7 separate regions of the Homo sapiens genome follow, and all the other regions are linked to region 1. A link is a contact called in ENCODE Hi-C or POLR2A ChIA-PET data. All regions are on one chromosome and are shown on one strand. Each heading gives the region's core, a stretch centred on a gene start or an enhancer-like site at or near the end of the contact. The rest is flanking DNA. Distances are from core to core; before and after follow the strand shown.

The links. A loop is a pair of places that touch in the nucleus more often than their neighbours do. ChIA-PET counts read pairs that join two places held with the same protein, here RNA polymerase II (POLR2A). Pooled maps may share reads with other maps.
Region 2: a map of CD4-positive, alpha-beta T cell shows a loop between it and region 1 (9-fold over the local background). The contact joins the promoter of PIK3R4 here to the promoter of CDV3 in region 1. A Hi-C loop is called at or near these places in 5 of 168 maps with a recorded cell type or tissue (CD4-positive, alpha-beta T cell, CD4-positive, alpha-beta memory T cell, CD8-positive, alpha-beta T cell and 2 more), 2 of 37 single-sample maps with no recorded cell type and 15 of 50 pooled maps. POLR2A ChIA-PET finds 5 or more read pairs at or near these places in 1 of 52 experiments (Panc1).
Region 3: a map of CD8-positive, alpha-beta T cell shows a loop between it and region 1 (9-fold over the local background). The contact joins the promoter of ATP2C1 here to the promoter of CDV3 in region 1. A Hi-C loop is called at or near these places in 2 of 168 maps with a recorded cell type or tissue (CD8-positive, alpha-beta T cell and naive thymus-derived CD4-positive, alpha-beta T cell) and 12 of 50 pooled maps. POLR2A ChIA-PET finds 5 or more read pairs at or near these places in 2 of 52 experiments (CD8-positive, alpha-beta memory T cell and T-cell).
Region 4: a loop to region 1 is called in a map of B cell, with 17 times the contacts of the local background. The contact joins the promoter of MRPL3 here to the promoter of CDV3 in region 1. A Hi-C loop is called at or near these places in 2 of 168 maps with a recorded cell type or tissue (B cell and naive thymus-derived CD4-positive, alpha-beta T cell), 1 of 37 single-sample maps with no recorded cell type and 9 of 50 pooled maps.
Region 5: a loop to region 1 is called in a map of psoas muscle, with 6 times the contacts of the local background. The contact joins the promoter of ASTE1 here to the promoter of CDV3 in region 1. A Hi-C loop is called at or near these places in 3 of 168 maps with a recorded cell type or tissue (CD4-positive, alpha-beta memory T cell, naive thymus-derived CD4-positive, alpha-beta T cell and psoas muscle) and 14 of 50 pooled maps. POLR2A ChIA-PET finds 5 or more read pairs at or near these places in 1 of 52 experiments (CD4-positive, alpha-beta memory T cell).
Region 6: a map of B cell shows a loop between it and region 1 (20-fold over the local background). The contact joins the promoter of PCCB here to the promoter of CDV3 in region 1. A Hi-C loop is called at or near these places in 1 of 168 maps with a recorded cell type or tissue (B cell) and 7 of 50 pooled maps. POLR2A ChIA-PET finds 5 or more read pairs at or near these places in 1 of 52 experiments (T-cell).
Region 7: a map of CD8-positive, alpha-beta T cell shows a loop between it and region 1 (11-fold over the local background). The contact joins the promoter of NUDT16-DT here to the promoter of CDV3 in region 1. A Hi-C loop is called at or near these places in 2 of 168 maps with a recorded cell type or tissue (CD8-positive, alpha-beta T cell and naive thymus-derived CD4-positive, alpha-beta T cell) and 17 of 50 pooled maps. POLR2A ChIA-PET finds 5 or more read pairs at or near these places in 2 of 52 experiments (WTC11 and activated B cell).

The regions. Positions count from the first base shown.
Region 1 is chr3:133,571,089-133,574,935 of GRCh38, forward strand. It overlaps CDV3 (CDV3 homolog), which reads left to right and starts at 2,598. Exons shown (of 5, transcript NM_017548.5): 1 at 2,598-3,196. The coding sequence starts at 2,957. RefSeq lists enhancers at 1,587-1,826, 1,769-2,270, 1,927-2,096 and silencers at 2,477-3,016, 3,037-3,146, 3,177-3,566.
Region 2 is chr3:130,744,938-130,748,595 of GRCh38, forward strand. PIK3R4 (phosphoinositide-3-kinase regulatory subunit 4) reads right to left here and starts at 1,892. Exons shown (of 20, transcript NM_014602.3): 1 at 1,381-1,892; 2 at 1-327. The coding sequence starts at 281. RefSeq lists an enhancer at 1,573-1,632 and a silencer at 2,867-2,916.
Region 3 is chr3:130,892,604-130,896,173 of GRCh38, forward strand. It overlaps ATP2C1 (ATPase secretory pathway Ca2+ transporting 1), which reads left to right and starts at 1,481. Exons shown (of 28, transcript NM_001378687.1): 1 at 1,481-1,734; 2 at 1,987-2,172. The coding sequence starts at 2,167. LOC107986023 (a long non-coding RNA gene) reads right to left here and starts at 1,318. Exons shown (of 3, transcript XR_001740492.2): 1 at 253-1,318. RefSeq lists an enhancer at 1,036-1,255 and a silencer at 1,346-1,735.
Region 4 is chr3:131,501,721-131,505,055 of GRCh38, forward strand. It overlaps MRPL3 (mitochondrial ribosomal protein L3), which reads right to left and starts at 1,251. Exons shown (of 10, transcript NM_007208.4): 1 at 1,010-1,251. The coding sequence starts at 1,101. It overlaps LOC105374114 (a long non-coding RNA gene), which reads left to right and starts at 879. Exons shown (of 3, transcript NR_189111.1): 1 at 879-984. RefSeq lists enhancers at 887-1,573, 1,080-1,149.
Region 5 is chr3:131,025,421-131,029,081 of GRCh38, forward strand. ASTE1 (asteroid structure-specific endonuclease 1) reads right to left here and starts at 1,405. Exons shown (of 6, transcript NM_014065.4): 1 at 1,087-1,405; 2 at 54-174. NEK11 (NIMA related kinase 11) reads left to right here and starts at 1,457. Exons shown (of 18, transcript NM_024800.5): 1 at 1,457-1,586; 2 at 2,510-2,582. RefSeq lists enhancers at 1,057-1,296, 1,437-1,496, 1,577-1,766.
Region 6 is chr3:136,248,955-136,252,485 of GRCh38, forward strand. It overlaps PCCB (propionyl-CoA carboxylase subunit beta), which reads left to right and starts at 1,386. Exons shown (of 15, transcript NM_000532.5): 1 at 1,386-1,604. The coding sequence starts at 1,422. RefSeq lists enhancers at 1,025-1,891, 1,121-1,180, 1,811-1,860.
Region 7 is chr3:131,379,441-131,382,757 of GRCh38, forward strand. It overlaps NUDT16-DT (NUDT16 divergent transcript), which reads right to left and starts at 2,035. Exons shown (of 4, transcript NR_038976.1): 1 at 1,893-2,035. NUDT16 (nudix hydrolase 16) reads left to right here and starts at 2,334. Exons shown (of 3, transcript NM_152395.3): 1 at 2,334-2,502; 2 at 2,606-2,875. The coding sequence starts at 2,365. RefSeq lists enhancers at 1,643-1,912, 2,204-2,773, 2,774-3,317 and a silencer at 2,023-2,322.

The sequences.
Region 1 (3,847 bases), core at 1,348-3,847:
GAGGAAGGGACCAGCTTCACAGAGGAGAGAATTACTACAAACAATGACACAACCACAAAGACACTGGTCTCTCTACTGGCCTGACCTGAATTTCTTACACATGATCAAGTTCTGGGATCATGCCATCAATCACACTGAAAAATGTAGTGGGAAATTCTGCAGCGTCAGCCCTCAACTACTGTTCCTTCTGTGTATTTTCTCAAGTCATTAATTCTTTCAAGACAATGATGAATTGATAAGGACTTAAGAAAGATATAAATAACTGAAACTTATTTATATCTAGATCTTCTCTTCTAGATTATAAGGGAATTGAATGCAGGAATCACAAATTACTCACTTTTGAATAAAGCACTTTGCCCGAAATATAGCAAAATAAGTGCTTCATAGATGAGGAAAGAAAGAGAGGGAGAGGGCCGGGCATGGTGGCTCACACCTGTAATTCCAGCACTTTGGGAGGCTGAGGTGGGTGGATCACGAGGGTCAGGAGTTTGAGACCAGCCTGGCCAACATGGTGAAACCCCGTCTCTACTAAAAATACAAAAATTAGCTGGGTGTGGTGGCGGGTGCCTGTAATCCCAGCTACTCAGGAGGCTAAGGCAGGAGAATCGCTTGATCCTGGGAGGCAGAGGTTGCAGCGAGCTGACATGCCATTGCACTCCAGCCTGGTGACAAGAGCAAGACTTTGCCTCAAAAAATAAGTAAGTAAATAAATAAATAAATAAATGAAAGAGAGGGAGGGAGGAAGGAAGAAAGAGGGGGGAGGAAGAAAAGAAGGAAAGAAAAGAGGAAGGGAGAAAAAAGAAGGAAAGAAAAAAAAGAAAGAAAATAAATTTGATTAGCGATGGTAAGGGAGGGTGATGGTGATGGGCAGTACTGAACCTGGCCTGCATCACAGGAAGATATATGTTGTCATAGAAGGAAGTCACCTTGGGAGCTGTTCATGTTTGGGGAATAGTATATGTATAAGCTCAAGCTACTTGCTGGCCAAGGCTAGGTCCTTGATTTCTTTTGACATTCAGAAGTTAGACTTTTTTTTTTTTTTTGAGACGGAGTTTCACTGTTGTTGCCCAGGCTGGATTGCAATGAGGCGATCTCGGCTTACTGCAACCTCCGCACCCCCGGGTTCAAGCAATTCTCCAGCCTCAACCTGTAGCTGGGATTACAGGCGTTAGCCACTACGCCCGGCTAATTTTCGTGTTTTTAGTAGAGACGGGGTTTCATTATTTTGGTGAGGCTGGTCTCGAACTCCTGACCTCAGGTGATGCGCCTGCCTCGGCCTCCTGAAGTGCTGGGATTACAGGCGTGAGCCACCGCGCCCAGCCAGAAGTTAATTCTTTAATAGCAGTGTAAGTAGGGGGTAGGAAAAGAGAAACTTTAATGGGGTAACTGTAAAGGAAAAGACGAAGAAGTCTCTCCATTTACTGGCTGGATTCTATCTACCCCATATGGCTACCAACATTTGTCTGAGTCATTTCCTCAATGGTTGTGACAGCTCCCTCTTCTGCTTTTAGAAGGAGGAAGTAGAAAGTTTAAGAGCTTACTTTAGACCACCTTTTGCATATAGAATTCATTTCATTTTCAAGGCCCCAAGGGTATTTAAATGGGCTTTAAACCCATTTAAACCTGGCTTTCGCCTGGGCATTTTGGTCTCCACCCCTATGATAAGACAGTCCCCTCCTTTTATCAGGGATAGAAGCTAAGGATAAACTGTATCATCATCTAGACTCAAGTCAGGGCGTTAAGCAATGTGCTGAGCAGCTAATAATGTTGACTCTCTTCCCTCCATCCCCCTATCTTGTAAGAAATAGTATACCCACTTTACAGATTAGGGACTTGACGATAGGATTTATTGAACTTGACCTTGGTAAACATAATCCAGAGGGTGGAGTTCAGACAAAATCCCTTTCTACCTACCAACCAGCCTATGAAAGATCTTTTAGTAAATGGGACCTAAACTTCAGGCTCACTGCTCCTCTCACTTTCACAATCAACCGGTAAAGAAGAAAAGTAATGGTTGCCACTCCAGAGGGGGTGGAAGTACAGAAGCGATCAGAGGAGAGGAACAATCTTTAACACAGTTGGCTTAACGCAGTGCCTGTCCGTTTCGCGACAGTTCAAACGACTACTATGGGGCCACGGTTTGTTCTGGGCCAGGAAACACACGTGCATCCTGCGCATGCGTCCAAAAGGAACCCACTGCCCCTCCTGCTGGACCTCTTTAGCCAAGTCATCAACCAGCCCTCAACATGCCCGCCCTCAAGACTAAACCCTCGGCCAATCGGGAAACCGGAGTCGCCCGGCACGTCACTTATTTTGCATATGCCCTCCTCTCCCCGCCCCCATGCTTGGACTCCGCCCCGTCTGGGTCAGGGATTGTCACCTAAGAGCTTCGTCCTGGCACCTGATTGGCTCTCTTTCCAGCTCCGCCTCCATCTCCTCCCGCCGCCCGCCCCTTGGCGATCCCACAGCGGCAGGCAGAGCAAAATACGCAGGCGCAGGCGCTTCCTCTCTCTTCTAGCGGCCCGCCCTCCCTCCTCCCTCTCCCTCCCCTCCCCACTCCCTTCCCCTCCTCTCCAGGCCTGCGCGCGCGCCTCTTCCTCCGGCACGCGCCGCTGCTAGCCGAGCACTCTCGCCAGAACCTCTGGCTCGCGCGTGCCTTTTCCCCTCAGGTTGTGGGGAGAGCGGAATCCTGCTCCGCCGTCGCAGCAGCAGCGGCAGCCCCGGCAGCCTCGGGCGACAGCGGCGGCGCGCGAGCCCCCGGGCGGACCGTACCACCGCTCGCCAGCACGCAGGGGGAGCCGCCCGTCTCGCCGCGCACGCCTCGGCGACCCCGCGGGGCTGAGGCGTCGCCGCGCCCGGCAGCGTGAGCGCAGAGCCGGCCTCGACCCCGAGCTCGGAGCCCCGCGGGCCGCGCCCGCCGCCGGCCCCACCCATCCGGGTCGAGGAGGCCGAGGCCATGGCTGAGACGGAGGAGCGGAGCCTGGACAACTTCTTTGCCAAGAGGGACAAGAAGAAGAAGAAGGAGCGGAGCAACCGGGCGGCGAGTGCCGCGGGCGCAGCGGGCAGCGCCGGCGGAAGCAGTGGAGCCGCGGGTGCGGCGGGCGGCGGGGCGGGCGCGGGGACCCGGCCGGGTGACGGCGGGACCGCCAGCGCGGGGGCTGCGGGCCCAGGGGCCGCCACCAAGGCTGTGACGAAGGTGAGGGGCCGGGAGGCCGGCACTCGGGGCCCGGGCCGCGCGCCGGCGCCCCATGTGCCCGCCCCCGCCTGCCGGGGAAGCGTCCGGGAGGGGCCGCGGAGGCCGGGCGGACGGGCGCGGGCCGCCACGTGACGCAGGCTCTCCACCTCGGGCTGGGCTCGCCAGGGCCGGGACCCCTTCCGATATCCGCGGTGGAGCCGCCCTTCCCACCCCGCGTCGCTCGGCGTTAGCCAAGGCCCGGGCGGCGCCACCCTCCGGGGGCACTAGGTCTGGGGCCGCAGTGCCCAGCACAGAGCAGCGTTTATCGGGTGACGTCTAGGCTGAGTAATTCCGTGTGCTGACCTCAGCCCAGTAGTTTGAGCTGAATTTTCGCTTTCAGCAGCCGCATTTGTAGCAGCTCTTTTGTGATGACTTAGTCTCTAAGCCCGTGAAAGAAAAAGAAAACTCTCGGTGGCAAGGTTGAAGTAGAAATGTAGTTGTGAAATTCCTATTGACTTCTTCCTTCGGCTTTTCTTAGTTGCTTAAAGTAACAGCTCCCATGCAGGAACCCAGCGGAAGTATAGTGTTAGCCTACGAGCATGTTTGTCCTCCATTTAGCCTAGTTTGCCCCAGAACGAAGCAAGGGCTTTGACCAGAAGACAAGTACATACT
Region 2 (3,658 bases), core at 642-3,141, 2.8 Mb before region 1:
GCTTTTTCTGATGCTTTCTGGAAAGGTAGACAATTCTGTGCAGAATTAAGCCTGATTTTCAGTTCCTCCAGCTCTTGTTTATAGCTGGTTAAAGGCAATGTGGGATCCTGAATTGCAAAAACCTTCACAACGACCAGGCCTTCTCGGTGCTTGGCTCGAGCAACTTTAAAAAACCGAGTACTCCCCAGGCTTTTATCATATTCAAAGTCATGAATATCTGAAAAATAACTCTCTACAGAAAGGATCTGGGAGGGAGCAATGCCAGCAAGCTGATTTCCCATAATGGCAAGCACCTCTGTGGTCTTTAGTAAGGTTAGGATATAATACCTGTTTAAAATAAAAACAAATGAAGAAAAAAGACAAGAAACAAAGAAGCTGTGAAACACCATTATTCCATTATTTGGTCTCTTCCAAAAAGACAGATGCAGCATACTTCTCTTCCACTAACAGCACTGTACCTAGCCTTCTGGGGCAGCCTCTAAATTTCACACACATTTATCTAAAAAGACCATGTTATTTTCTCCAAGAAGACCTTGTTATTTTACCTAAAAATACCCTGCTATTGCGCATCGCCATTTCCAGGAGCTGAACTATATTTAGATAGGCCTCTTCAACTTTAAGCCAAAAATGTTAGTTTGTGTTATTTTCTCATATTTAAATTTAAAATATTAATGAGCCTTTACTATGTGTTCCGTGCTGTGCTTGGGGCTATGAGAATTACAAAGTTACCATATGACATAGTTCTTGTCCAAGAATCTGTAGTTTCTTGGAAATAAGAAAGAGACACATTAAAAGCTTAAAACTGGCCGGGCGCGGTGGCTCACGCCTGTAATCCCAGCACTTCGGGAGGCCGAGGCGGGAGGATCACGAGGTCAGGAGCTCAAGACGGGGCTGGCCAACATGGTTAAAATCCCGTCTCTACTAAAAATACAAAAATTAGCCGGGCGTGGTAGTGGGTGCCTGTAATCCCAGCTACTCGTGAGGCTGACGCAGAATTGCTTGAACCCAGGACGCAGAGGTTGCAGTGAGTGGAGATCCCGCCACCGCACTCCAGCCTGGGTGACAGAGCGAGACTCCGTCCGTCTCAAAAAATAAAAAAAAAAAAAGAAAAACTGAAAACTGAAAAGGTCAAACTAAGATCTAAAAATTCAGTTAACTCCTGGACACTTCCTGCCTAATTCCAGTGTGCCCTCTCACCCAGCTAAAAGAAGGTGCAAACTTCGCTGGTCTGCAACAAGAAACCTTGCCACAGATGTTAAAGAAAAGCAGACCAAAGTATACACTAGCTAAACGTACCCCAGGGTTCTGCTAACTCAGGTTTTGCAGGAAATAAATGCCACACATATACACACACGACCTTGAGCACACATAAACATTTACCCTAGGCCTCGGGAAAGTGTCAAAATCGTTCAGAGGCTCACAACGAGGTCATAGTAGACTACTTCGGGGACGGGACGGGAAAACGCGTCAGCAGCGGGGAAGTTGTTTCTACGAAGGGTCTTTCTTCATAGACAGGAGATGGGCTGTTGGTGGAGGGGCGCAGAAAAGTCCCGATCTTCAGGAACCCCGGTGGTCCTGGGAGGAGAACTGGGAAAGCTCTCGGGGTCTCAGCAGAGAGAAGAAGCCACGCTAAAGAGTCTCCACAAGTACCCCGGGATTTGACCCCTCCAGCCCCCTAACCTGCCCTGGGGGACATGCGTTCCCGGGCCTCGTCTTCCTCTAGCGCGGATCGCTACACCCGTCCGAGCCCTCCTCGAGGGCCTCACCACCGGGCGGGGGGAGATGGAACCCGGGAGAGAAGTGCAGACCGCCAGTCCCAAGAAAACACTACACTTCAGCTGCTGCAGCCCCAGCAAACGCCGAACTCCCGGGAAAGCAACCGGTCTGACCTCACTTCCTGTCGCCGAGCGGAAGTGACGAAAAAGAGTGAGCCTTGAGGAATTGCCAGGGTAGGAAACCGGTTGCTAGGAAACTAGGGAAGGCGTGGTCTTACTTTGGGCGAGTCTACAGGGAGAAAATGATGCTCTGACAAAGATCTATTCCCCTTCCTGCTCTTCTACCTTTCATTCACGAACGCTGAGGTTTCTGACATCCCCTAGAATCTGCTCAGACACGCCTTCACTCCCAGGACAGCAGAACAGAGTTAAGAGAACTCAAGAATATTTAGGAAAACTAATATATCCCAAGCTGGATTTTTAGAGTTCTGGTGAGATATAACTTACATACCATAAAGTTCACCTGCTTAAAATGTACAAAGCAGTAGTTTTTAATACATCTATCGAGTTGTGCAATCATCCCTATAATCTGATTTTAATTTTTTTTTTTTTTTTTTTTTTTTTTTTTTTTTTTTTTTTTTTTTTTGAGGCTGAGTCTCGTTCTGTCGCCCAGGCTGGAGTGCAGTGGAGCGATCTCGGCTTACTGCAACCTCCACCTCCCGGGTTCAAGCGATTCTCCTGCCTCAGCCTCCCGAGTAGCTGAGACTACAGGCGCCCGCCACCACGCCCGGCTAATTTTTTTGTATTTTTAGTAGAGGCGGGGTTTCACCGTGTTAGCCAGGTTGGTCTCGATCTCCTGACCTCGTGATCCGCCTGCCTCAGCCTCCCAAAGTGTTGGGATTACAGGCGTGAGCCGCCGCGCCCGGCCTTTTTTTTTTTCTTTTGGAGACAGTCTGGCTCTGTCACCCAGGCTGGAATGCAGTGGTGCCATCTCGGCTTACTGCAAACTCCACCTCCCGGGTTCAAGCGATTCTCATGCCTCTGCCTCCAGAGTAGCTGGGACCACAGGCACGTGCCACCACGCCCAGCTAGGTTTTTGTTTTTTTTTTTTTTGAGACGGAGTCTCGCTCTTGTCGCCCAGGCTGGAGTGCAGTGGCGCGATCTCGGCTCACTGCAAGCTCCGCCTCCCGGGTTCACGCCATTCTTCTGCCTCAGCCTCCCGAGTAGCTAGGACTATAGGCGCCCGCCACCGCGCCGGGCTAATTTTTTGTATTTTTTTTTTAGTAGAGACGGGGTTTCGCCGTGGTCTCGATCTCCTGACCTCGTGATCCACCCGGCCTCTCAAAGTGCTGGGATTACAGGCGTGAGCCACCGCGCCCGGCCGCTAGTTTTTGTATTGTTTGTAGAGATGGGGTTTCACCATGTTGGCCAGGATGGTCTGGATCTCCTGACCTCAAGTGATCCGCCGCCTCGACCTCCCAAAGTGCTGGGATTACAGGTATGAGCCACCGCGCCCAGCCTGCCTGATTTTAAACATTTTCATTACCCCAAAAGGAAACCCTGAAACCATTCGGAGTCACTCCCTGTTCTCCCCCATTTCTCCTCCCCCTTCCAGCCCTAGGCAATCATTAATCTACTTTCTGTTTGTATACACTTGCCTTTTCTGGACATTTTATATATAATATGTGGTCTTTGTGACTGACTTTCACTTTGGGTAATGTTTTTGAGGATTATCCCTATTGTAGCTTGTATTAGTACTTCATTTATTTGTTGTTGCAAATAATTTTGTTTACCCTTTTGTTAGTTAATAGACATTTGAGTTGTTTTACTTTTACGTTATTATGAATAATGTTCCTATGTTCATAGCATTAGTCTATAAGTCTTTGTGTTGCCATATGTTTTCATTTCTGTTGGATAGATACTGAGGAACGAAATTGTGGGCT
Region 3 (3,570 bases), core at 231-2,730, 2.7 Mb before region 1:
GGAACAAATATAGAAGCACAGGCAACCCCGTCCGTTAATTTGGCTCCGTCATTGTGCAGACAAAAATCACTGACCATGCATGCCAGAGGTGGATCATAGTTAACTCGTTAAGACTAGAAATCTACTTGATAGTGATTTTTATGGGTTCATCTTTAAAAGTGACCTCGCTGAATAAAAGTTCAATATTTCTTAAAAGAAAGGTAAATCTAGAAAGCTGTCCAGAATTTTCAATCCTAGTCTAGTACCACTTACTTGGGAACAAATATAGAAACACAGGCAACCCCGTCCGTTAATTCTGATGTTGAACGTGTGGTTAGAGAGCACACTGCGATATGTTACAGGACCTGAGATAAAAAGCAAATTTGTAAAGTGTCTAAGTGTTGATGGAGAAAAACACATCTAGCATATACGGAAATTTTCTTTTGAGTTCTCTGTAGGATGATCACCAACTCAGTAGGTGAAGCCCTGCCCTCTAGTGGTTATGGGTGTGAGAGGACTTCTGTTCAACATTATATGTCTGGCTCACCACGGTTTATTAAAACCAATCGTTCATTAAAAAGCACTTATTAGGGGTCTGGGTAAGATGCCGAGCAAGTGAAATGTTTACGTGTGAAAAGGCATTGACACTGGACAAAGGTACAGCTGCTAAAAGAAGTGCTCGTTCATTGGCTTCGACAGCTGTACGACTGGTTTCTAATTGCTGTTCCAGCCTCTCCCCAGTTCCATATACCACAAACGAATGAAAAAGATTAGCTCTCCCTGGAGCTCTCTGAGGCTGAACCTTGCTCTCTCATTACACATGGTAACTAAGCACACCCCTTAAAGAATTTTGGGAAGTCGCCCCGCGATTACCGGCTCCCCCAAGAACCAAGCAGTCAGTGCAGGGTTTTGCAAGTGAGAGTGCGAGACTCGGGAGGCTGCTCACGGTGCTCCAGTCCCTGGCAGGAGCATGGACACCTCGCCCCTTCCTTCCGTGGGCCTCAACGTTGCCTGCTGAGATTGTGACTGCCACCCCGACGGGAGCAGCTTCCCCTACAGACTTTGTAGAGAGCGCTTAAACGCCTCGGGGACAGCGGCCATGACTCTCAGCTTGGGCCGACCCCGCGGCCGCCCCACGGGAATGCGTGGCCGACACGGGGCGTGGGCGAATCTCCGACCCTCGCGTTCAGGGGGTGCATATAAACGGGCGGACACCGTCCCTGGGGTAAGGGAGGCGCCAGCAAGAACAAGGCGGGCCACCAACCCCGAGCGACCTCCTACCGGACGGATCCAAACCCAAACATTGTCCATTCCGGGCCGAAGTCTCGGCCTTCACTTCACTTCCGCCTTCCCAGCCCGTGAACACGAATGCGCCTGCGCGCACCTCTCTCAGCGGAAGTAATAGTGACAAAGCTGGGTTCGCGGCTGGCCCAGGAGTGCGGGGCGCGACTGGGCGGCCGGCGGCGGGGAGGGGCGGAGCGCAGGAGTCGGAGGCGGGAGCAGACCAGCACGGCCTCGCGGAGCCGGCCCGGCGGACCGTGACGGGTCCCCTCACCTCCTCTTCTCTCCCCTCCCCGCCCGCCCTCTCTCCCTCCCTTCCTCCCTCCCGCTCGCTTCTTCTCACGCCGGGAGCAGGCTCCCGCCTCGCACCGCTGCCCCGCGAGCAGCTCCTCTTCTCCCGAGGCGCGCGGGGCGCCCCCGCGAGCCCCGCGGCTGAGACCCCGCAGCCTGGAGGAGGGCTGTCCGGGGCTTTGGGTGGGTACCAGTATTACCTCCTGCCCCCATTTCTAGAAACTTCCAGGTTCTGAAGGAAGGGGAGGTTCGGGTATCCCCTGGATGGGGGGGCATCTCTAGGGCGCCGCCCCGCTGGCGTGAGCTGGGGACGTTGCGGGCACACGACGGGGCGGGTGCGGGATCTTGGGGAGGGGGGCTCCCGAGATAGTGGCTGGGCGGGGAACTCCTTCCTCAGCCTCTCGTCAGCGCCGCTTCTCCTGGTTTCTCTTGCAGATGCTGCTGCTAGGGGTGGTGGGAGCAGCCGTGGGACGCGTGGCCGGGAGCGGGGGTGACAGCCTGGGATTCCGGGGGCTTCTCTTCCTTGTCCTCCTCCTCTCCTCTCTATTCCCAGTGTGGCCGTGGCTGACACTAAAGACTTTGTAGCCATCAACCCGAGTGCAGTTTCGATGGAAAATGAAGGTAAAGGCCCCTGGCCGACCGGTTGCAACGCGGAGTTGAGGGTGTGGTGGTTTGCTTTTAAGTTGTCTTTGTTTTTCCACCTTTTTATTTTCGTGAGCTTATTTATTTACTGTGTATGTGAAGTGTCCAAGGATTTGCTTACTTAGGGTATCCAGCTTTTATTTTGGTAACATGGGGCATTTGAGAGATTGAGGTTCTGTGGGTGACTGAGCTTGATTCAGCTTTCTTGAGGAATTCCTGCTCTCTTCAGCTTAGGGAATGAGAGGGAAGTTTTCATTTCAGATAGCGTCTGTGCATGTTTAAATAGCTATTTGAAAGGAATTACTCGAGGGGAAGTGGAAATGGGGGACAAGGGGATGGGGCTGCATCTCTGTATATTGGCGTTTCAAGCCTCGATGTGGTGTGTGGCAGGATTCATTTATAAGAAAGCAAGCCATGTTTTATTATGTCTAGCATTGGGGAAAAAACTCATTATTTTTCAATTCACAAAAAAAACCCAGTGAATTTAATGAAATGTTATGAGATGAGTGCTTTTCTTAAAGTTCCACCCTATTTCAAAACATCATTTAGGAGGCTGACAGCGGAACCTGTTTGTTCACTGTACACTTTGGACACATTAGATCGTCATTCACATGTTACATGATCCCTTTGGCCTCGTTAAAATATTTAATGCTTTTCCTACACAGCACTGATTATTTTTAAAATTGTTGAACAACTGTGAATAAGTGATTTTTTTTCCCCCTCCTGAAACAACACTTATTCTTTGGACTGACTTCTGACTTGTGCGTGATCATTTTTTTTTCTTCTGCCTTTAACCGGGCTGCAAAATACTATAAAAGATACTTAACAAATGACAGTTTTTTCCTCTGGTATAATTTGTTTTAAAAAATATGTGTCTGGTATAAAGGAGCTGCAGTCTTGCTGGCTGCTTCTAATTTGTTTTTCCATTGTTGAGAATGTAAGCTTGATTGTCTGACTAGGACTAGTAATTTTGAAATGGGTGTTTCTTATAGATGCAGTAATGTGTTTTGCTCTCTGAGACCTCTGGGCTATGTAGGGAATATGATGAGAGGCATGATTATATTGACAAATTTTACTCTGGATGGATAATTGGCGGAAGACATTTTCTGAAATACTAAAGTGTATAACTGCAGAGGAGTTATACTGTCTAATTGGGTCTTGAGAAACATTTGAAAGCAGTGATGTTTTTGGTGATAAGGAAAGTCACTTTTCTGAGCCTTTTTCCTCTCTTTTAAGTTTATTGATTTAAGAAAGGCAAATCCATTCTGCACATGAGACAAAGAATGTTAAATGCATTCATATACTTGTTTCTTGGTAGAAACATCTTAAATAACTTCTAACATTTAATGTATGTTTATGAGCTTGTTTTCAGAATGG
Region 4 (3,335 bases), core at 1-2,500, 2.1 Mb before region 1:
AAAAGAAAAAATAAATAAAACCAAACCACAATTTAAAAACTTCCTCCACTTAATATAGAAAAGGGAAGTCACAAATTGGAAAGTGTAGTCAGGGCCTTGGGAAAGGGCTTGGATTCTGTATACCTTTTTTTCAGGTCTCCAACCTTTTCCTCACTCCCCACATTCCTTCGGATAAGGCTCACATTTAAACTGTTAGTCGTTACCCTGGAGAAAAAAATTCATCTTCTCCTCGCAGATAAACATATTCCCCAAAAAACAGTCCTACCTATAGACATGAAAAGCCACTAACCCATTTGGAAGTGTACCTTAATAGTTTTACATTCAGTGGAGGTGGCAGAAGGTGGCATGTTGATCTTTGTCTAACAAGCTCACCTCCTCCCTGCAATGACATGGCCTAGGTTCAGAGAAGTGAAGAAACTGGGTGTGCAAAGTTAAAAGATCCACAAAAGGCATGACCTCTGAACAGGTGAACATACCAAGAAAGACCTTAGTGGGCGGAGGTCAGGAAGAAGGGGTGTAATTCTTGCATGGAGGGTCAGAACAGAAGTAAAGCTTTCTGCAGTCTACTCTCCTTTTGTAGTCAGATAAATTCAGGCTAGATTCCTAATTTTCCACTTATTAGTTGAGTGACTTTGGGCAAATTAACTCACCTCCCTAACCTTCAGTTTTATCTGTAAACCTTATGATAGCAGTTTGCTCCCGTGAGGCTACATAAGGCACCTAATACACTTAGCAGAGCGCTTAGTACCTGGCAAACGCTCACTAATTGTAAGATATGATTGCTGTTAATAGCGTTCGCTGCTAGTGGCTGGCTCATAAGCGTTTTTTAAAAATCACCACTTCAATCCCCTTAGAACGTGCTTCCTTAGGTTAACGGCCCTTATTCTTCTGTGTCCCACGTCTCAACAGAGCCCCTTCCTCCTCCACCCAGGGGAGGCCCAACTGCACCAGGCCATTCCACTGCTTCAGGACGCAACTGTGCAGGTAGGACACCCTCACACCTTCCTACCTGTTCCCCGGGCCCAGGGCAGCACCCAGGCCGTCCCCGAGTCGACCCAGCACCTGGGCGCCGACCTGCGTCAGCAGCCTCCAACCCGGCATGGATTAGCCCGGGAAGACTCGACTCACGACTTCCGGGCGCCCTGCCGCTCTGCTTTCAGGGAGTCCCCACGCCACCGCCACGTGGACGCAGTAGCCGTGGGGAAGTTTTCGCAATGGCCGCCGGAACGGTCGCCGGCCGATGCTCTCTGCGACGGAAAGAAAGCCGCCGGACCCACTTCCGGTGCGTTTTACAATGAACTCCGGGCACTCGAGTCGCTCCCCGGAAACTATAGTTCTGCTTCCACCGTTGTCCTACTTTGGATGTGAGTTGGAGTAGGTAGGGGTGGGAAGGGACTGACTCGCCTCTCCAGGGGTAAAATAAAAGGGATGTTCAGAGTTTAAACTTTAGAAGAATAAGGACAGACTTCCTGAGGACGCTAAGGAAAATGAAGACACTTCTAAATAGTGCCCGTTGTGAGGCAATGCATTATGCTAAGCAGCGCTTCATAATCCTATATTTGTTAATCATAAAAAACGGTCCTGAAAGGAAGTATTTATTTTTCTATTATAAATGAGGAAACTGACTCAGAATTTAGGTGCTGGTCCAAAACAACACATCTGGCAGAGGAGCAGAGTTGGCACTGAAACAGGGTTGGCATGTGTTATCAATAGACTACACCCATAGAAATGATGTATGCCTTCTAGGGCTGGATCATAAAACATATTGTTACTTCAGTTTTTGTCTCTTGGATTGCTCCCTGTGGAGAAAGCTAGCCTTCATTTCCTGCAGACACTCAAACAGCTCTGCAGGGAGGAACATATAAAGAGGAATCAACTAGCCAGTCATGACTGAGCCACCTAGGAAGTGGATCCACCAGTCCTCGGCTGCAACTCATGGAGACGTTAAGCCTGAATCTCCCAGCCAGGCCGCTCATGAATTACTGACTAGGAGAAATTGCCAGAGAAAATAAATGATTACCGTTTTTTTGAGTCATTAAGCTTTAGGGTAATTTGTTATGCAATAATAGATAGCTAATACACCTGCACAAAAAATCCCCTGTCTTGGGTTCCAGATCTAGCCTAATAACCATGTATGTGACTAGGACATTTATTCTTCTACTAATTCCCTTATTTGTCAGATTACTGTTTGTAGAAATTTGGAAATAAGAACTTTAAAGTGTAGCTATTTCAACCTTCTCTTTTTACTAGAGATCTGGCTATCTTGGTTTAACAGGTCCAGACAATGGTCAATTCCTGGCCATTACTTGGACTTTAGTGGGCTAAAAAATCTTTGCTTTGCTTGTCCATTCATTCCACTCATTGCTGTTGCAGTTACCTTAGACACTTTTCAATAATACTTTGGACCTTGAAGGAAAAACTACATCTCTTCATTCTAGCCATGCTGCCTGGCTTCCCAGATACTTAAGGATGGCTCTTCATTGAACAAACATGTTTTGAGGTGTGCTACATGCAAGAAGTTGAGAATAAGAAGATTTCTGTACTACTGCCAATAACTAACATTTCTTATCCATATAGTGTGCTAGAGTATGTGCTCAGCATTGTGGAAGCCCATAAGCCAAGGCTACTAGAAGAAAACGTGAACTCATACAAAGTCAAGTTTAATTAGCTTGATGCAGCAAAAGACAGCATATGTCTGAGGATGTTTCCAAAAGAGTGACCTGGGAGGGGCTTGAAATGAAATTTGGACTTAAGGCTGAGTGATTTTAAAGTGGCATCAGAGAAGCAGGAACTTGTTTTAGAATGGGTGCTGTCAAGAAGAAAGGACAGTTCAGCAATTGGATATCTTGATAGTCTTTGTTCTAGAGACAGGAAGAACAGAGAGGAAGTGGGCATGATGTTCATAAGAAAGCAGGAATCACTCAGAATAAGGAACTGTTAGTCATTTTGCTGCAGTGGTGTGGCCTACAGTACGGTCTGTAAGAAATATTGTAATGATGGGCTGGGCGTGGTGGCTCAGCACTTTGGGATGCCAAGGCGGGTGGATCACGAGGTCAGGAGATTGAGACCATCCTGGCTGACATGGTGAAACCCCTTCTCTACTAAAAATACAAAAAAAAATTAGCCGGGCGTAGTGGCGGGTGCCTGTAGTCCCAGCTACTCAGGAGGCTGAGGCAGGAGAATGGTGTGAACCTGGGAGGCGCAGCTTGCAGTGAGCGAGATTGAGCCACTGCACTCCAGCCTGGGTGACAGAGCAAGACTCCGTCTCAAAAAAAAAAAAAAGAAATATTGTATTGATGTTCTGCTATAAACACTGCAGTCCAGTTACTAATAGT
Region 5 (3,661 bases), core at 155-2,654, 2.5 Mb before region 1:
GTTATGAAGTGCTCTTTAGATAGAACATAGATATCAACATCATAAATTCTTACCTAGATCCTCAAGCAATGTTAGCTGTGCTTTTTCATTCTCCTTTGCTTTCTGATACAAGGCACAAATTCAATGGTTTCATGGGTTGTAATCTTTGGATGGTGACAGAGGCTGCTGCTAATTCTAAAGAAAAATCAGTTGAAGTCCATTACTGACACACCAGTATAGAAGTTCTGTGAACTTTGATTCTTAAGTGGTAATAGTCAACATCTTACAGCACAGAGTATTTGTTTTGTGGGGTCAAAGTAAAAAGTCCTAAGCTAAAAAAAAGATATCATATTCATCTCATAATCACAAAGCATTTGGGCTTCAGTAAAGTAAGGTGTGTAGGACCTATGATAAGGATCAAGTTTTTCTTTTGTATTGACAATCAGTCACGGAACTTCTTTCAGGCTTTGGATTTGTGGGCCCTTCTTAATTGGCATAGTTTTTGGTATAAGGAAAACTGCTTCATGCCTCTAGGAACCCCTCTATCCAGTTACACCCCTAACCACGAGCTCTTTTCATCATCTTATTTTGCATATCTGGCCCAGCTACGCTTCCTCACCTGGCTAACTTAACTCGCAGGATCAGAATTGATGGTTTTTCTTTTGACACCTCGGGCTTCAATATGGCACAGCACGGTACTGTTACTATTACTTAAAATCGTGACATTTTGTCAGTCATGGATTTTTTTTGCTATAATTTTGATTTTTAGAGATTGCATTAAAACTTACCTTGATTACTGAATTTTATTGGCATCCATTTACATTTTACACTTATCTCACCCTAGTTCCAGCCCTGTCAGTATCTCAGAACCTTATCCTGTATAGTACTTATTTCTTTGCAAGATAGTTTTGTAAAGCGTCCATAAGCAGAGACTGTGTCAAGGCGTCCTACGCAAATTACAGGACCTTGCACAGACAGTTGCATAGAGCTGCATAGGGGAAAGGCGGGCAAAAGGTCTGACCTAAGTCTTCAAACACAGGCCTTCATACACCGTGCCACCTCGGCCCTCACAACCCGCCGCCCGGACCTGCAGCAGAGCCCACCTACTCTGTCCTCCCAGAGGAGTAGCTCCTCCATCAGAAGCCCGCTAGAGCCCAGCGAGGACTGGCTCCTGCACGTGAGAGTCCAATCTCAAGAGCGGGAATCGGAAGTCTCCCGGTGTGACGTCTCTGGGAAGTACAGTTCCGTGATGCCGGTGGCGCCAGACTGAGCCAAGGAGCAGGTGTTCTCGGGCCCAGAGGCGCTAAGTAGCTAAAGAGGGCTGGGACGTACGTTCCGAAATGGCTGCTGTCAGGCTAGGAAAGCTTGGCCCGCCGGTCCTCCTCTGCTTTCTCCGCCTACTTGGGTCGGCGAACACTTCCGCCTTGGTGCCGCCTCGCCCCGACTTCCCAGTATGCCCCGCGCCGTCTCCCTGGCCACGGTTCCAAACAGCCGTGGCCCGCGGTGTCTGGCGCTCGGTGGGTGTGGTTGCCCCTAGTTTGAGGCCTGCCCGATTACCCGCAAGACTTGGGCAGCCCCGGGCGCCGCTCCGACCACGACAGGGAAAGGTAAAGCGAACTGTCCTCCTTGGGGCTAGCCAGGCTCCCCTGCGAGGGGGAAGGTAATGGTTTCAAGCTGCCCGGGCTGGGTTCCGAATCTCTAGGACGCCATGGCTGCGATCTCCTCGCTTTCCTGGACATCTTACCTCCGGATGTACTCCAGTCTCAGTGCCCCTCAATAAACGTTAACCTGCTTTGCCAAAATGTAAATGTTTAAAAAGGTGAAGAAGCAAGGAATTGTTCGTTTTACCTTAAGGTTAAGATTTACTTTAAAGGTAGATTTGTGCTGTAGCAGAAACTGGTGACAAATTGCCTTCCTCTTATTACCTGGGAAGATAACTACTGGTTTTCAACTTGTGATAAATACTCCTTCCGTTGTCTTTTGCCCCCAGCCAGATCTGTTTCACCGAGAACGGGTAGTTTGCACAAGGTAGTAACTTTCTCCAAGTTCCCATCTAGCTTTCTTAACTAACCTTTTTTCTCTCCTTTGGGCGGCAGTTGATCTGCTGGACACTTACTTGCCTTAACAAGGTTTGTTAAACACCTAGTATATGCCAGGAGGTATGCCAGGGATTGGGGATGCAGAAATAAAGAAGATGTGTTCGCAGTGCCCAAGTTCACTCAAACCTCGAGGGGGAGCGTGTTGTCAAGTGAACAGATAGTTCTAGAATCTAGACAATGCGACACATTCTTGGGTAGGTTTATGGTTGCGCAGAGGAGACTAATGGAATGGATGACCTAAAAGTGGACTGGGATGGGGGTGGCAGGGCTGAGTCTGTGAGGGTGGGCGGGAGGGAACCTAGTCCCAGAGTCTTCTGCAGCCTGGACCAGACTACTTAAGCACTGCTGGGTTTAGACTGTCCTTTAAAATAAGAGCCGCTAGAAGTGAACTTCTCATTCTGTCCGTCCCTAATTCTGTCCTTCTCTAAAAGGAACCTTAATCTCATCTTTAAAATAAGGAGAATTACTGAGTGACCTGAAGGACCCTTTTCAGCTGGAAAGTCTGTAAGTCCATATATTTATTTGAACAGCTTAGTATGGCCAGACGGCATCACTTTTATGACAGTGAAGGGGAAGTAAAAACAAAAGGTATATTTAGAGGCCTGCTCTGTAGTTGTTTTTCCAGCAGATTTTACTAACGTGTCTTTGGAAGGGAAAAGAAAAAGCTGGTAACTAATCTCACTGGTATTAGGTACAACTTAACTGATTCATACATTTTAAGAAGGAAAATGTTGTAAATGGGCATTTACTTATGTTCTGTTTTGAGGATTTTTGTGGTTAATTGCCCTAGTAGTTTTTGTGGTTGACGGACACCACCACGTAAAGCCCATTGACCATCCTTAAAAACTAGGTTTTTGTCTCATAGCTTTGGAATTGTTGAATATGAAAACCTAACTTCAAGGTGTAGGCAGTTTTCAATTTAAAATGTTATTTCTATATAGATTTAAAACAAAAGCACACTTTTCTTGATAACTAACAAAACATTTAACATTCTGATGAAATAAAAGTGATTTTACTTTGTACCTACTCATATGAAACAGTCCTGCCTTTCTTTTTTTTGTTTTTGTTTTTGTTTTTGTTTTTGTTGAGATGGAGTCTTACTCTGTCGCCCAGGCTGGAGTGCAGTGGCGAGATCTCACTGCAAGCTCCGCCTCCTGGGTTCACGCTATTCTCCTGCCTCAGCCTCCCGAGTAGCTGGGACTGCAGGCGCCCGCTACAATGCCCGGCTAATTTTTTTGTATTAGACGGGGTTTCACCGTGTTAGCCAGGATGGTCTCGATCTCCTGACCTCGTGATCCGCCCGCCTTGGCCTCCCAAAGTGCTGGTACTACAGGCGTGAGCCACTGCGCCCGGCCTAAACAGTCCTGCCTTTCATAACTGCCACGTCTCATAGCTCCCTGAGGAATTACAGATTTATCTGTAGCATTTATATTCCACTGACATTAAATGGGATTTTAGGTTTGAATTGAATTTGTAACTCTTCCTGTTTTTAATCCAGAGAGATTATACACAATGTGTACAATAGGAACTTCAGAAACTAGAATTTGCTGAGCATGGGAAAAAATTCTCAATCCTTATCCTTC
Region 6 (3,531 bases), core at 136-2,635, 2.7 Mb after region 1:
AAGCAGATCAGAATCACCTAAAGGTCATCTGCTAAAACAGATGGCTGGCCCCAGCCCCAGAGTTTCTGATTTAAAGGTCTGGAGTAAGTTCTGAGAATTCGAGCTTGCATTTCCAACTCACTCCCAGGTGATACTGAAGTTGCTGGATTGACAAGATTCCCTCCTTGATCAAACATTGGTCAGGCTCTTCTGAGCTCTCTCTTTGACTAGGCCTGAGTGTGGGCTCCCATGTCATTCCTTGTGGAATTCCATTTTAGCAAGAAACTTGCCAAGTCAGTTTAGCCAGAATCCTCCATTCTTGATATCTGATTACTCTCCATATCTGGTTTTGACCCATACCGCCACCATCCCCCAGGTGATGTTCAGTTACCCTGACCTGCCTTGGGCAGGAATCCTGTTAGGTCAATTTAGCCAGATTCCCCGCCAATGTTTCCTCTTAGTAATTTTCCATCCACTGACTTCCACACACTGCCCCTTAGCTATAAATTACCACTTTGCTATATTCAGCCCAATCGCTCTGACTTATGGCAAAACTCTATCCCTACCTCTGTCAGATTGGGCCTGAATAAAGTTTGCCTTACCATTCTTAAACATGAATAATTAAGTGTCATGAATAGTTTTTTCTTTAATGGGATCCATACTTTGAGAACTACTGATTAGAGGTTAAGGGTCCTGTGCTCATTATCTGGCACATATTAATGATAGGTCTCTGAGTTTGAATCCTGGCCAACCACATTGTCAGTCTTGGCTTTTTTTTTTTTTTTTTTTTGAGACAGGGTTTTGCCCAGGCTGGAGTGCAGTGATGCAATCACGGCTCACTGCAGCCTCGACTTCCTGGGCCAAGCCATCCTGCCGCCTTAGCCTCCCGAGTAGCTGGGGTCACAGGTGCAAGCCGCCATGCCCAGCTAATTTTTAATTTTTTTGTAGAGGTGGGGTCTTACTATATTGCTCAGGCTGGTCTTGGGCTCCTGGGCTCACCTACCTCGGCCTCAGTCTTGCCTCTTGATCAAATCACTCATCTCTCTGTGCTTGATTTACCTCATCTGTGAAATCCAGATAGTAAGCTAGTGCATGGTAAGTGCAAAAAGCAACACCTGGCACAATGCTTAATAAATGTTGGTTAAATCTTATAATCATTTTCTGTAGGAAGTGGGACGACAAAGTTAAGGGTCTAGGTGGTCAGAGAAGAGCAAGGACTATGTCCCTTTTTTGTGCAGCCAGGCAGGCCCTGTACTTTTTCTCTGCGCGACCCTCCTCGGGCAGCACCGGGTCTCGAACTCTCACGCCTTACTCCCAAGCAGGTTCTGTAGTCCAGCCCCCGCGGCTCCCTACAGCCAGCCGATGCTGCGCAAGCGCCGTACCCACGCTTTAGCACATGCGTACTCAGGTGCGCCGGTAGGGGACGCGCCGGCACAGCAAAAATGGCGGCGGCATTACGGGTGGCGGCGGTCGGGGCAAGGCTCAGCGTTCTGGCGAGCGGTCTCCGCGCCGCGGTCCGCAGCCTTTGCAGCCAGGCCACCTCTGTTAACGAACGCATCGAAAACAAGCGCCGGACCGCGCTGCTGGGAGGGGGCCAACGCCGTATTGACGCGCAGCACAAGCGAGTGAGTCCTGAGGGGCCTAAGTGAGTCCCGCCCCTGGCGTCCGCGACCTATCACTGCGTGCCCGGCTTGCGGCGTCCGAGGCCTCCCTGCCAATCCGCACGGTGCCTGGAGGGGCCGGAGCAAGGGTGTTCACCTTGAAAACCTGTAGCGTTTCTCGTGGAGGCGGGTATAACCAGCAGAAGCACCTGTGTGCTTTTTCATACTGTTTAACCCTTGGGATTTAGACGGATCTGGCTCGTCTCTAGCCAGCTCAACACTTAACATAAGCTTTTGGGCAACTTATTAAATCTCTGTGGGTCATTTTAATAATAATTCTTCCTTCACAAGTGTATCGTTAGACCATAGATAGCAAAATGATAGGCGCTCAGTAAAAACCATGTGCTTATTCTCGTGCCCCATGAAAGAGTGATGGTAGGTTCTTTCTCCTTTGTGGAAGCAGGAAAACTGAACTTGGGCATACTCCACTAACATGAAATGGGGGATGTGCGCGTGCAGGAACTTGTGGAACTTCTGCCCGCAGAATGCCTGGTCGAGCTCTTTAGGGCCTTAGCATGCCTCGCCTTGATGGGTAGCAAAGGCACGTGTCGGAAGCAGGTGGCCTTTCTGGGAGTGCGCAGGCTACTCTCGATGTTTGGCTGGACTGAGCAGTTGAAACACTGCCACCCACCGCCTGGGTTTTGAGGCGAGAATCCAGCTGGCCTTCAGAGATAAGCTGGGCGGCCCATTTTGGAGAGGTGATCCCTGACTTGAAACCAGGCTTGCCCAGTGTGTCCGTGACTGGTGGGTGAGTCTGGACCGTTGTGCTGAACGAATTAACCAACGGGAAGGTGCAGAAGTGAAACTCTTACAGATGAAGAGTATTCAGGCACAACTCACAACCATGAGGGAGGCACTGGGGGAGGGATGGGGTCTTAAAGTGAGGAGATTTGAACAGCTCTATATTTGTCTAATATTGATTCAGATGTCATAAATTCGCATTTGACAAGGGTCCAAAGGTAACAGTTCCTTTTGACACTTGAGAGTGAAATGTAAATTTAGTGATGGTTTGTGGTGCTAGGAGTGCTTTCTCTCCCCTGGGGCTACTTCTAACCTACTCTGTTAGGGCTGAGGGAGATGTTAGATCATCCTCTGGAAAGGCCTGTCAGTGCTCCTGTACACTCTTTCTGTTGGGGCCTATTGCTCAATTCTTCCCTGGAACATCGCCTAGCCCTTTCCCAGGTAGATCCTACTAGGTTTAGATGAAGCCTCCAGAAGCTGTTTTTCTTTTGCCAAAGTTAACTTAGGAGGCTGATTTAATATGAACCCCCTCCTGCACCCCTTTTTATTTTTATGTTTTGATACGGAGTTTTGCTCTTGTTGCCCAGGCTGGAGTGCCATGGTGCGATCTTGGCTCATTGCAACCTCTGCCTCCCAGGTTCAAGCTATTCTCCTGCCTCAGCCTCCCAAGTAGCTGGGATTACAGGTGCCCACGACCATGCCTGGCAACTTTTTTTTTGTATTTTTAGCAGAGACAGGGTTTCACCATGTTGGCCAGGCCGGTCTTGTACGCCTGACCTCAAGTGATTCACCCACCTTGGCGTCCCAAAGTGTTGGGATTATGGGTGTGAGCCACTGCACCCGGCCCTGCACCCCTTTTAAAACAATTTTTGACCATTTCCGTAGATTTTCCCAGAAGAGGAATTAGTGGGTCAAAGGGTGTAAGTTTATTTATTTTTTTTGAGACAGAGTTCACTCTGTTGCCCAGGCTAGAGTGCAGCAGCTCACTGCAACTTCTGCTTCCCAGCTTCAAGCAATTCTCCTGCCTCAGCCTCCAGAGTACCTGGGGTTACAGGTATGTGTCACCACATCTGGCTAATTTTTGTATTTTTAGTAGAGATGGAGTTTCACCATGTTGGCCAGGCTGGTCTTGAACTCCTGACCTCAGGTG
Region 7 (3,317 bases), core at 785-3,284, 2.2 Mb before region 1:
CAGAGAAGGATTTGAAAGGGATGGCAAGGTTGGGGGCTCTAAAGGACTTCCATATTCATCATATTCATCTAGAAAAAGCTCTGGTCTCCAAAATCATGAAAACTCGTACAGCTGTTGCCTTGGTTTTACAGTTTTTCATGTTGCCTTTGAAATCTTTGAAGTCATCTTGAAAAGTCCATCTTTAAAGTCTCAAGTAACCAGGAAAGAAAGAACAGCTTGAAGATCTGGAAAGGGCATGTTTGATCCTAAATCATTAAAGGTAGCCTATCTAGGAGAAAAACCAAGTCGCCTTTGGAATGCTAGTGGAAGGGGGAAGGCCCCGGTTCTCCACCCTGGTTATTAGTTACCTAAAACATATTTTAAAAACCGCATATGTCCCTGTAGGACCCCATACATTCTGATTCAACTGGTCTGTGGTAGGAAAAAGTGGCAGCTTTTAAAAATTTTTAGAAGCTTTTTGCGAGGTGACTCTAATGTTAAAGCAGGGCTATTTCCAAACCCCCTGGAACTCTAGCAGGCCAGTGACAATTGTATCACACCTACAGACTCATCACTTTAATGCAGTTGCTTCATGTTATTAGATAATATCCCTGCCCCACAACGCAGAAGACTAAGCTAGGAAAGATGATGTCATACAGCTCATCCCTCCTTCAAACACTGGAGCGTGATGAGTGCAGCTCAGTTCCAACACTTGGGTCTTTATTTATTATTATTATTTTTTGTAGAGACGGGGTCTCGCTATGTTGCCCAGACTGGTCTCAAATTCATGACCTTGAATGATCCTCTCACCTCGCCTCTCACAGTGCTGGGATTATAGGTATGTGCCCAGCCCTGGCTCCTCAACGTAAGACATAGCACTGTGCCCCAACCCTCAACTCCAAGAATGGCTACATTTACTTTCTGCCTGGCACTGTTCTAAGTGCCTAACATATCTCAACATCCCTAATAGGTTGGTATCATCTCCACTTAACAGATGAGCTGCTGGGATCTGAGAGAGTTAAGTGACTTGTTAAGGTCACAAACCTGTTTCTGGGTGGGTCCGGACTCTTTCCCACCATATGCCGTCACTTACAGGCTGTGAGTTTATGCCCAGCCCCCCTCAAGGAGCTGCCTCCTGCTTTCTATTGCATAATCAATATCGACACCTGGTGTAGGGGCGCTCTGCAGGGTGGGGAAGGCCTGGCCTGGAGTGAGGGATCCTGCATCTCAGCATCAGGCCCTGAGTAGGCCTCTGCCCTTGTGGTAGGGTAACCCACCCTCCTTCATAGCTCAGAGGTCTGAGGGGGTTTGAGGGAAAGACTAGAAAGCCTAGGAGGCTTCTTCTATCTCTCACCCCTCCTCACTCCCAGTCCTGTGCCACAGGATTTCACTCACAGCTCCTTCCACCCCCACCCTTCCCCTGAAAATCTCACTGCCCTGTGACTTCTCTATGTGCCACTCCCTGTGCGTCAGACCCCCACGATCAGCTGCCCACTGCCTATGGCCACCCCAATTCCTTAGAACTACACTTATCACTGCTCACCCTTCTCCTACTCTCCCCCTCTCAGAAAATGACACCACATCCAGGAAACTCGGAACCACCACTAGCCCAGCGCTCCCTCTTCCCCATTCACTCAGTCACCAAGTCCCCTCAATTTCACCACTCAAGATAGTTGTCAGACCATGGCGCCTGTCCATCTCCATTTCCCTAGGATAGGCCTTGGTGTCTGAGGCCAACCCTGCCTCATTTCCTCCTAACCCCCACCCAGGCCTTGTGCTTTGTGTACCACCACACCCAACCAAAGGTAGTTATTACTTCTTTGGCTCCCAGCACTCAACTGAGCGCCCCAGCTCTTCCTCACCTGCCGGGACACTCCAGCTGACTCCAGATTGCGACGCAGGCGTTTACGTACCAGCCTTTCTCCAGGTTCAGGGCGCTGCCACATCTTCAGCCCCGACCCGCCGCAAGTCTCATTTCCTCCTAACCCCAACCCAGGCCTTGTGCTTTGTGTACCACCGAACCCAACCAAAGCTAGTTCCCTGACTTGCTCTTTTGGCTCCCAGGAGCCTTTAGGTACCGGCCTTGCGCCAGGTTTAGGGCGCGGCCACACCTCTAGCCCCGCCCCACCGCAGGCCCAACCCAGAGGCTGCTTTCGGTTACCCTAGGGTTCCTGGGCCCTGGACTTCAACCCGGTCTGCAAGCCCCGCCCTGATTAGCTGCCTCCCGCACCGGTCGCGGCGCCCCGCCCCCAGGCGCCTAGGTTCCTCCCCTTATCCCTGCAGGGATTGGGCCTTGCAGCACCGCCCAGGCTCGGATTGGTCCGAGGTGAGACCCGCCCCTCTGCCCATTGGGCCTTCGGGACAGCAGAGGAGCAGTGTCCGGCCATGGCCGGAGCCCGCAGGCTGGAGCTAGGCGAGGCCCTGGCGCTGGGGTCGGGCTGGCGTCATGCGTGCCACGCTCTCCTCTACGCGCCGGACCCTGGGATGCTCTTCGGCCGCATCCCGCTGCGCTACGCCATACTGGTGAGAAGGGGGCGCGCCCGGCCACTTTCTGCCTGAGCCCCGCACCCTCTCTGGTGGTCTCCTCTGGGGCGCCCCTGCCAATCCCCGCTTCCCCCTCCCGCAGATGCAGATGCGCTTCGATGGACGCCTGGGCTTCCCCGGCGGATTCGTGGACACGCAGGACAGAAGCCTAGAGGACGGGCTGAACCGCGAGCTGCGCGAGGAGCTGGGCGAAGCGGCTGCCGCTTTCCGCGTGGAGCGCACTGACTACCGCAGCTCCCACGTCGGGTCAGGGCCACGCGTTGTGGCCCACTTCTATGCCAAGCGTCTGACGCTCGAGGAGCTGTTGGCTGTGGAGGCCGGCGCAACACGCGCCAAGGACCACGGGCTGGAGGTGGGACCAGCCTGGGACTCTGTCCCTTTCCCAATTTCCTCTTCTCCCAAAGCTTTCTCTCCCCCAAGAAAGCATCCCTGGAGAAAAGTCTTTGCCCCTCTGACCTTGCCCTCTCCCCAGCTTTCTTGGTGGAGTTGGGATCGTGATCATCTATACTCTGAATTAGTACTGCCAACCTGGGCTTTCTGTAAAGGTCTTTCCCACCCTTTACCAGGAGAGATCCTTTCTAGAACACACTCATCCATGTCTCTCTGCTGTTCCCTATTGACAGTGTGATAGATTATCACATTATCTAGGTGTGGCAACCTAGGTTTTATTCTTGGGGTTTGCTTTTCTTGTGTAGGAGATGTGGCCCTGATATTTCAGGCAGGGCTAGTAGATAGATTATGTATGAAGGTGGTTCTCAAAATTTGGCAGGTAGCAGAATCATCGGGGCGTCTTA